2 separate regions of the Homo sapiens genome follow, and region 2 is linked to region 1. A link is an interaction called in ENCODE POLR2A ChIA-PET data of the cell type or tissue named here. Cell type or tissue: Panc1. All regions are shown on one strand.

Region 1 (5,000 bases):
GTACTGTATCCGAAAATCCACCATGGATGGGATGAATTTCTCTTCCCGAGGATGAAATTATTGTTTTGGAGAAGATGGGAAAACACATCATGTAAAAATGTCAGAGATATTTCTACCCAACTAAAATATGACACCAATATATCCAAACCACTACTCTCTATTCGCCACTACTAATAAAAGAAACTCCCTAACCAGATTCAGAAACAGCCCTTTTAGAATCTGATAAATGATATCCCCAGAATGACAATAGTTTATTTTTCACATCTTCATTTCATTAAGGTCATTAAGCATATTAAATATGTTACATTACATAAACTATTCCAAATATAGGCTTTTGTCTTGAATAGTATTATCCTCTATTATCCACTGTGGTAGATGATCTATTTCACAAAGAATGAAAAACAGTAGATAATGACCAAGGAATTTATTCATACAGAGAGGATGAGACTTCAAAAATGAACTTCCTCTGGGTTCTCTTGAGCCCAAGGACTGAAACCATTTAAAATCCCACTGGGCAGATGGGTTGGCTGGGTGCAAGTGGGACAGAACAAGGAAGGGGTACAGTTACCCTATTATTTGTGCTACTTCTAAATACAACAGCTATTCACTTTATTTTAGATAAAGTTATATTCAGCTAAACTGAAACAAAAAAAGAGGTAAAATTAAGTAACTACGCTACCCAAAAAAAAGTCTTTATGTTCAGGCAGCAAGATAAATAAATGTTAGTTTGAGGAAAATGTCCTAAGAATATCTGCCTTGTGTTCTGTTTTATATTTTAGGTATGTTGGCTTTAAACTAATTTCCTAGATAATTTGATCATTGCCTTTAATTAAAAAGAACAAAACGAAACAGGCCAGGCACAGCAGCTCATGCCTGTAATCCTAGCACTTTGGGAGTCCAAGGCAAGCAGATCACCTGAGGTCAGGAGTTCAAGACCAGCCTGGCCAACATGGTGAAACCCCACCTCCACTAAAAATACAAAAATCAGCCAGGCATGGTGGTGGGCACCTGTAATCCCAGCTACTTGGGAGGCTGAGGGAGGAGAATTGCTTGAACCTGGGAGATGGAGGTTGCAGTGAGCTGAGATCATGACACCGCACTCCAGCCTGGGTGACAGAGCAAGACTGTCTCAAAAAACAAAACAAAACAAAACTCAACAATCAAGAGGGAAGCACCTTTATACAGCATTGCATTCCTGTATCAAAGCCCTCACCACTCCAAAAATGATCTGATTGAGTCTGTTCCCCCACCCCCATCTCCAACTAGAAGCACCTTATTTATTTTCAGAGTTACTGCCCCAAACTTGCAACACAGTGAGTTCTCAATAATGCCTGCTGGTCCATAATATACTGAAGTAACTTCCTAATATACATTGATACATTCCAGGGACAGTTTCAGATACTAAAGCACTCTTATTTGTATAGCAGGCTAACACTAAATTATTCTTATTTACTTGTTAAACCAATCCTGCCTAGCCTTCTGCTAGGTGATAGAGATAATCGCTTGCATATACTGTTTTTTGAGTAGCATATTACATGAAAGTTCTTTCAAATTAATCTGGATTATTAATATTCACAAAGAGTTTTAACCCTCCCGCCCCATGAAATCTTTTATTCAAAATATAAGCAAGCAGGCTGGGTGTCGTGGCTCACGCTTGTCATCCTAGCACTTTGGGAGGCCAAGGGGGGCGGACGGCTTTAGCCCAGGAGTTCAAAACCACCTGGGCAACAAAGAAAGTTCTGTCTCTACAAAAAATAAAAAATTAGCTGGGCATGGTGGCTAGCGCCTATAGTACCAGCTACTTGGGAGGGTGAGGTGGGAGGATCCCTTGAGCCCGCGGGGTTCGAGGCCACAGTAAGCTATGATCATGCCACTGCACTCCAGCCTGAGTGACAGAAAAAAACCCTGTCTCAAAAAAAAAAAAAAAAAAATATATATATATATATATGCAGAATATATGCAGAACAGTCAGGTATGAATCAGTCTGTCTGCCCATCATTTGGTAGAGATGCAATGAGAAAATGAACAACAGCTAAGCCGGCAATGACTTACTGACCCCAGAGCTTACTATGTGGCAGGCTTTCTTGAGGAGAAAAGGTTATGAACGTCTTATCCAAAGAAACTGTCCTCTTTTCTTTTGATTCTCTACAAACTACATCTAAACCAATAAATATATAGTAACAATAAAAATGACGAAACTGAGAAGGTTTTAGAATGCTTTTGTTTTAAATTAGACTGTGGTAAGCAATGGAATCAAGTCATCAACTCCAGCATAACAGATACAACACTAAGAATGGTGGAACAGAAGTTTTGATTCAAGAAAGTTACACAAAAAGAATGAAGAATTTTCAGCAAAACAGAATTTAAATACTTCAGGATGCCTGGAATCTAAAAGAAAATGTCAAGTAGTTCAGCAGCAGGTGGGAACAGAAAGGGGCTCATTACCTTCCTCATGAAACTCACCCATAACCACTGCACTGATGGTCATCTCTCCACGGTAGGAAGAGAGGAGCAGGCTAAATGCAATCTACAGGCCCCCCTCCAGTCCCCGCTTTTACTGTTCTGCATGCACCATATACTTTCCTCCATCACTCTGACTTGTTGAGTTTATTGGGATCAGTCTTGTGTTTAAGTGCCTTGTAAATAAATACAAAACATTTCACCAGTTCACTCAAATGTTTTACTGCCTGACCTCCTGCTTGGAGGTTACACATGGAGCTGATGAAAAGAATGTCATAAGCATTCTTTTCTACCCACCTGGACTAAATTGTTATTTACCCCAGGCCAGTGTCTCTTTAAAGAAGCTAAAATTGCCTTCCGTCTTTCTGTAACACTGGGGTAAATAAAACAGATTCACAATGCCTAACAGCTCCACATGTCATTTCACAGAAGGCATTTGAGGGAAAAAGAGTCATCTGTTTTCCTAAGTAGAAAATGAAATTTATCTTTGGAGAAATAACAGTTTTTTTAAAGGAAGCTCAATGCAATTTAAAAAATAAAAACATGTTTTCTTGAAAACACATGAATCAGTGAGAGATCCATGGCCCACATGGCATGTTAATCGCTTTATAAAAATATTTCTCATATAAATGCATACACGAGTATGCTGTTTTCACAAAGTACTTGACGGCCCCTTAGTTAATGGCAAAAAGGACTTCTCAGATACCTGCTCTAGCTAAGATATAGAAAAGAGCCCTCTGATATAATCATCCAATTAAAACGGCAGATGCCTTCCTTGAGAGAAAAAGATGTATAAATACTAAATGTGACAGTATAAACAGAAACAAGAAAGAACGGCCAGGCGTGGTGGCTCACGCCTATAATCCCAGCACTTTGGGAGACCAAAATGGGTGGATCACCTGAGGTCAGGAGTTTGAAACCAGCCTGGCTAACATGGTGAAACCCCATTTCTACTAAAAAATACAAAAAATTAGGTGGGCGTGGTGGCGTGTGCCTGTAATCCCAGCTACTCAGGAGGCTGAGACAGGAGAACCGCCTGAACCAGGGAGGCGGAGGTTGCAGTGAGCCGAGATAGCGCCACTGCATTCCAGCTTGGGCAACAAGAGCGAAGCTCCATCTCAAAGCACACCCACACACACACACACACACGAACAAAAGAACTAGAAGACTTCAATAAGAAAAACAACTAAAGGTAGGAAAATACGCAGTTAGGAAAAGTATGGGCAGAACTGATGCAGCACATCCCCCAGTTGTTTGTCAGAAGGTACCTAAAACCATGTTTCATAAGATTTTTGTTGTTTTTTTTTTTACTTAATCTTCAACAAAATATAAATCTGAAGCTTTTTTTTTTTTTTTTTTGAGATGGAGTCTTGCTCTGTTGCCCAGGCTGGAATGCAGTGGCACGATCTCGGCTCACTGCAACCTCCACTTCCCAGGTTCAAGCAGTTCTCCTGCCTCAGCCTCCCTAGTAGCTGGAATTAGAGGTGTGCACCGTCACACCCGGCTAGTTTTTGTATTTTTAGTAGAGACAGTTTCGCCATGTCGGCCAGGCTGATCTTGAACTCCTGGCCTCAAGTGATCTGTCCCCCTCAGCCTCCCAAAGTGCTGAGATTACAGGTGTGAGCCACTATGTCCAGCCTGAAGCTTCTTATATCATCTTTTCCCCACAACTATGAGAGATTTCATACCAGTCATGTAGCATCTTAAGGATCAAAAGTAGCTTCAATGGAATATGGAAACCTACGGCAAGTTTGGAAGTAGGTACAATCACTACCAAAGTAAGCTTTGATTAAATTAATATCTTGTTTTCAAAAACAGTAACTTGCAAAATGGCCAGTCAACAAATAGCTAATTCAACTCAAATAACTATCTGTGTTCAGAAAAGGAACAAGCAGGATACAAACATCCAAGCCCGCAGAACGTAACCACTAAATATATATGCAATACCTGTTTTCCATCAGGTTCTGAAACAAATTCGCTGTCCTAATTATATTCAGTTTAAACCAGCGTAAAAAACAGTTAACATTCATTGAGCCTACACCAAATGGTGGTAAGTGGAGGAGGTTGCTGAGAAGTGCAGTTAACCAATTCAAGGCCGTTTTAAATAAAGGACAAGAAAAGTGAAAATGAAGACCACCAGAGGGCAAAAGTAAAGACCGCAAGCAGTAAAAGCTTTACTTATAAACAAAAGACAACCAATTGTGAAAATAAATGCCATGGTGTTTTAAAAGACTTAATGTGGGCAACTCCTTGTTTAGGACGGCATAAAATTGCAGGTGATATCAATTACATTTAAAATGCTGGCAAGATAAGACTGAGGAGAAAGAAGGCAGTCACTCGGCCTATTCAGAAGCAGGGAAACACTAAATCGAGATCTTTTGAAATTGTGGTGGTGATCAGAAGCTGACTACAGACCAAAATAATGAAAATTATTCTCACTCCTAAGACTTAATCATACTTAGTGAGGCACCTAAGGTTATGGGAGATTAATGTGCTATTCATCCTTGGACAATCCTTACATTGTCACAATATAGGATCTA
Region 2 (5,000 bases), 74 kb after region 1:
TGTCTCTACTAAAACTACAAAAATTAGCTGGGCATAGTGGCGCATGCCTGTAATCCCAGCTACTCGAGGTGGAGGCAGGAGAATCACTTGAACCCGGGAGGCGGAGGTTGCATTGAGCCGAGATTGCATCACTGCACTTCATCCTTGGTGACAGAGCGAGAGTCAAAAAAAAAGAAAGAAAAAATCAGAACAAAACAAACCACCCAACAACACAGAATTCCCAGCAAAAATATCTTTCAAAAATAAGGATAAATCAAAAATGTTCAGACACGTAAAAGCTGAAGAAATTTACTGCCACAAAAAAAGAATTTCTTCAGGCAAAAGGAAAATGATAATAGATAGAAACTTGGAATGAAGTTCATCAGAAATTATAAATAGTTGGGTTATATAACAGTAATTTCCTGTAGTTTTAAAGGTTTCTTTATAACATAATTAATGGTTTAAATAAAAGATAATAATATGATAAGATTTACAATATATGAAGTAAAATGTATAACAACAATAGTATAAAAGCTGAGAAGGGGAAAATAAAACATATGGTAACATTATATATAAAGTGGTATAATGTTATTTGAAGGTAGACTCTGATAAGTTAAGGATATATACGATCAACCTCAGAGCTACCACTGCAAATAAAAACAAAACCAAAAAGCTATAGCTATAAGCCAATATTGTAGAGAAAAATAAATCATAAAAATTCTCATTACTGTATTCCATAAGAAACCTAGAAAAAAACCTTGAGACCAGCCTGGTCAAAAGGGTGAAACCCTGCCTCTACTAAAAATACAAAAATTAGCTGGGCATGGTGGCACATGCCTGTAATCCCAGCTACTTGGGAGAGGCAGGAGAATCGCTTGAATCTGGGAGGTGGAGGTTGCAGTGAGTCGAGATTGTGCCATTGCACTCCAGCCTGGGTGACAGAGCAAAACTCTATCTCAAAAAAAAAAAAAAAAAAAAGAAAGAAAAAGAAACCTAGAAAAAAACCCAAATAATAGGTAGGAAAACAAAAACAAATAGCAAGATTTAAAAGAACCATATCAAACATTGCTTTAAATATAAATATTCTAAACAGCTCAACTAATATAGCAGAGATCGCAAAACTAAATAAAAAAGAACTCAACTATGCTGCCTACAAAAACCATACTTCAAATATAGACACAAATGGGTGGCCTCTTCATCTTTGATAAAGCACTGACATCTCCATCCTAGTAAGCAGAACTTGAGTTCTAAAAACAAATAAATAAATAAGTATATAAATAAAAGTAAAGGGATGAAATAAGATATATAAACAATAAACAAAAGAAAGCTGGAGTAGCTATGTCAGTATTAGAGAAAGTAAATTTCACAACAAGGAATATATCTAGAGATCAAAAGGATATTGCATAATAATAAAAGTATAATTCAGTAAGAATAACAATTTGTGTACACTTCTAATAACAGCTCCAAGTTATATGAACCAAAATCTGAATTGGCAGGAATAAATAGATAAACTCACAATTATAGTTGGAAATTTCAATACTCCTCTTTCAGTAATTGATAGAGCAAGTAGATGCAAAATCTTAATGATAGAGAATACAAGATTGACATAATTGATATTTATAGAACACTTCATACACAAAATGTAAAATACACATTTTCCTAAGGGCATCGGGAATACCCAGTAAGCTTGACAACATACTGAGACTTGGTTAAGTCTCATTAAATTTAAAATGATTGGGACCATGCAGAGTATGTTCTCTAATCGCAACAGAATTAAATTAAGATTTACAATAGAAAAATATCTAGAAAATTTACAAATATTTGGTAATTAAGCATTATACTTTTAAATAATCCACAGGTCAAATAAGAAATCATAAGAGAAGTTAGAAAATATTTAAAAAGGAATACAAATGAAAATACGGGGGAGTTGTGGCTGATGCCTGTAATCCCAGCACTTTTGGGAGGTTGAGGCATGATGCTAGCTTGAGGCCTAGAGTTTGAGACCTGCCTGAGCAACACAGTGAGATCCCATCTCAACAAAAAGCAAAAAGCTTAGCTGAGCATGGTGGCATGTGCCTGTAGTCCTAGCTACTCAGGAGGCTGAGATGGAAGGATTGCTTGTGCCAGGAGTTTGAGGCTGTCATGAGCTATGATCACATCACTACACAGCGAGACCCTGTTTCTAAGGGGGGAAAAGGGGAAAAGACAACAAACAAATTTTGGGGGTCAGGTAAAGCTAAAATATTTATATTAAAAAAAAAGAAAGGTCTAAAATCAATTATTTAAGCTTCCAGTTTAAGTAGCTAGTAAAAAAAGAAAAACTTAAAGTATTAAGATGAGCACAGAAATCAATAAAATAGAAAATGGACAATCATATACATAAATCAATAAAATTAAAAGTTGGTTCTTTGAAAAGATCAATAAAGTTGGTAAAATTTTAGCTGAATGATGAGAGGGAAGTGGGTAGAGAGAACACAAATTACCAGCGTCAGGGATGAAAGAGAGAACATTACATATTACAAGTCCATTAAAAGGATGATAGAATAATCTGAAAAACAATGTACCAATAATTTTGACAACATAGATAAAATAGAAAAAATCTTTGAAGGACAGAACCTACTAAAACTGTGTAAAATAAAATAGAACATTCAAAAAACGCTTTTTCAATGACAAAATTTAATTTATCTCCCTTTCTTTTTGAGACAGGATCTTTCTCTTACCCCAGCTGGAGTGCTGTGGCATGACCACAGCTCACTGCAGCCTTCACCTCCTGGGCCCAAGTGATCATCCTGCCTCAGCCTCCTAAGTAGCTGCATTTGCCACCATGCCCATCTAAGTGTTATTGATTTTGTAGAGACAGGGTCTTCCTATGTTGCACAGGCTGGTCTTAAACTCCTGGTCCTAAGCTATCCTCATGCCTCGGCCTCCTAAAGTGTTGGCATTATAGGCATGAGCCTCTGCTCCTAGCAAAAAGTTTAATTTCCAATTAAGACCCCCCACAGAGAAAATTCTAGGCTCAAGCACTAAAGAATAAATGATACCAATTCTACACAAACTCTTTCAGAAAAGGCATGAGGAGGAAACACTTCTCAACTAATTTTATGAGGTCAGATTATACCCGAGGCTGGGTGTGGTGGCTCACGCCTATGATCCCAGTAATTTGGGAGGTCAAGGCGAGCGGATCATTTGAGGTCAGGAGTTCAAGGCCAGCCTGGCAACATGGTGAAACCCTGTCTCTACTAAAAATACAAAAATTAGCCAGGTGCACACCTGTAATCCTGGCTACTTGGGAGGCTGAGGCAGGAGAATTGCTTGATCCTGGGAGGCAGAGGTTGTAGTGAGCCAAGATGGTGCCACTGCACTCCAGCCTGGGTGACAGAGCTAGACTCTGTCTCAAAAAACAAACAAACAAACTATATACATATATATATATATATATATATACCTGATACTTAAACCAGAGCAGTTTGTAATCATGCTTAATGACATAATTAGAAGGAAAAATATGAACCAATATCTTACCTGTACATAGCTGCAAAAATCATCAGCAAATATTACCAAATCAAATCCATCAATATATAAGAAGGATAATATACTATGACCAAGTCAGACATATAACAGAAATACAAGGTTATTTTAACGTTTGAAAATCAAACAATGACATCTTCATATTAATCAAATAAAAAAGAACTACTCTATGATTATCTAAATAGATGCAGAAAAGTCATTTGATAAAATCCAACATCTAATCATGATAAGAATTCAACAAACTGGAATAGAAGGAAACTTCCTCAGTCTGATAAAGGGCATCTACAAAAACCTACAGCTATTAGTGCTGAAAGACCAAATGCTTTTCGTTAATATCAGGAGGACAAAAAAGATGGGGACTCTCATGACATTTATTCAACATTGTGCTTGAGGTCCTACCCTGTGAAAATAGGGAAGAAAAGGCTGGGTGCAGTGGCTCACGCCTGTAATCCCAGCACTTTGGGAGGCCAAGGCGGGCGGATCACGAGGTCAGGAGACAGAGACCATCCCGGCTAACACGGTGAAACCCTGTCTCTACTAAAAATTAAAAAAAAAAAAAAAAAAAAAGTAGCCAGGCACGGTGGTGGGCACCTGTAGTCCCAGCTACTCGGGAGGCTGAGGCAGGAGAATGGTGTGAACTCGGGAGGCGGAGCTTGCAGTGAGCCGAGATAGCGCCACTGCAGTCCAGCCTGGGCGAAAGAGCGAGACTTCGTCAAAAAAGAAAAAAAAAAAAAAGAAAATAGGGAAGAAAAATAAAGAGGAAACACACAGGTTGGAAAGAAAGAAGTAAAACTGTGTTGATTCACAGATAACACACGTAGAAAATACCAATCAATCTACAAAAGAGCTACTAGAACTATAAAGAGATGTTACAGGTTCAACTGTGCTCCCTCCATTCCCCCAATGTATATGTTGAACTCCTAGTCCCCAGTATTTCAGAATGTGACTTTATTTGGAGAGAGGGTCTTTACAGAGTCAAAATGAGGTCATTAGGTTGGGCCCTAATCCACTATTTCTGGAGTCCTTATAAAAAGGGGACATTATGAAATAGACATGCATACAGGGAGAATGCCATGTGAATGTGAGGATGGCCATCTGCAAGCTAGGGAGAGAGGCTTAGAGCAGATCTTTCCCTCATAGCCCTGACAGGGAACCAATCCTCCCAAAACCTAGATTTTTTTTTCCCCCCAGAGATGAAGTCTCACTCGGTTGGCCAGGCTGGAGTGCAGTGGCATGATCTCGGCTCACTGCAACCTCCGCCTCCTGGGTTCAAGTAATTCTCATGCCTCAGCCTCCTTAGTAGCTGGGATTACAGGTGCCTGCCACCACACCTGGATAATTTTTGTATTTTTAGTTCAGACGGGGTTTCACCATGTTGGCCAGGCTGGTCTCAAGCTCCTGATCTCAGGTGATCCGCCTGCCTCGGCCTCCCAAAGTGCTGGGATTACAGGAGTGAGCCACTGTGCCCAGCTTCAGAAACTAGATTCTGCACT

What was found. ChIA-PET counts read pairs that join two places held together with the same protein. Peaks named below come from ENCODE experiments on the same cell type or tissue, not always from the same donor. Only the 100,000 strongest peaks of a DNase experiment are listed, where the experiment ranks them.
Region 2: POLR2A ChIA-PET joins it to region 1 with 7 read pairs; 4 of 35 experiments call an interaction of 5 or more read pairs at or near these places.

The regions. Positions count from the first base shown.
Region 1 is chr1:214,518,136-214,523,135 of GRCh38, forward strand. The region is part of intron 1 of PTPN14 (protein tyrosine phosphatase non-receptor type 14); the gene reads right to left. Among named protein-coding and RNA genes, the nearest start is that of PTPN14, 31 kb to the right of the region's middle. In Panc1, no CTCF peak of the experiment used is centred here; no DNase peak of the experiment used is centred here; H3K27ac peaks cover 4,748 bases.
Region 2 is chr1:214,591,986-214,596,985 of GRCh38, forward strand. No RefSeq gene overlaps it. Among named protein-coding and RNA genes, the nearest start is that of CENPF, 8.7 kb to the right of the region's middle. In Panc1, no CTCF peak of the experiment used is centred here; no DNase peak of the experiment used is centred here; H3K27ac peaks cover 136 bases.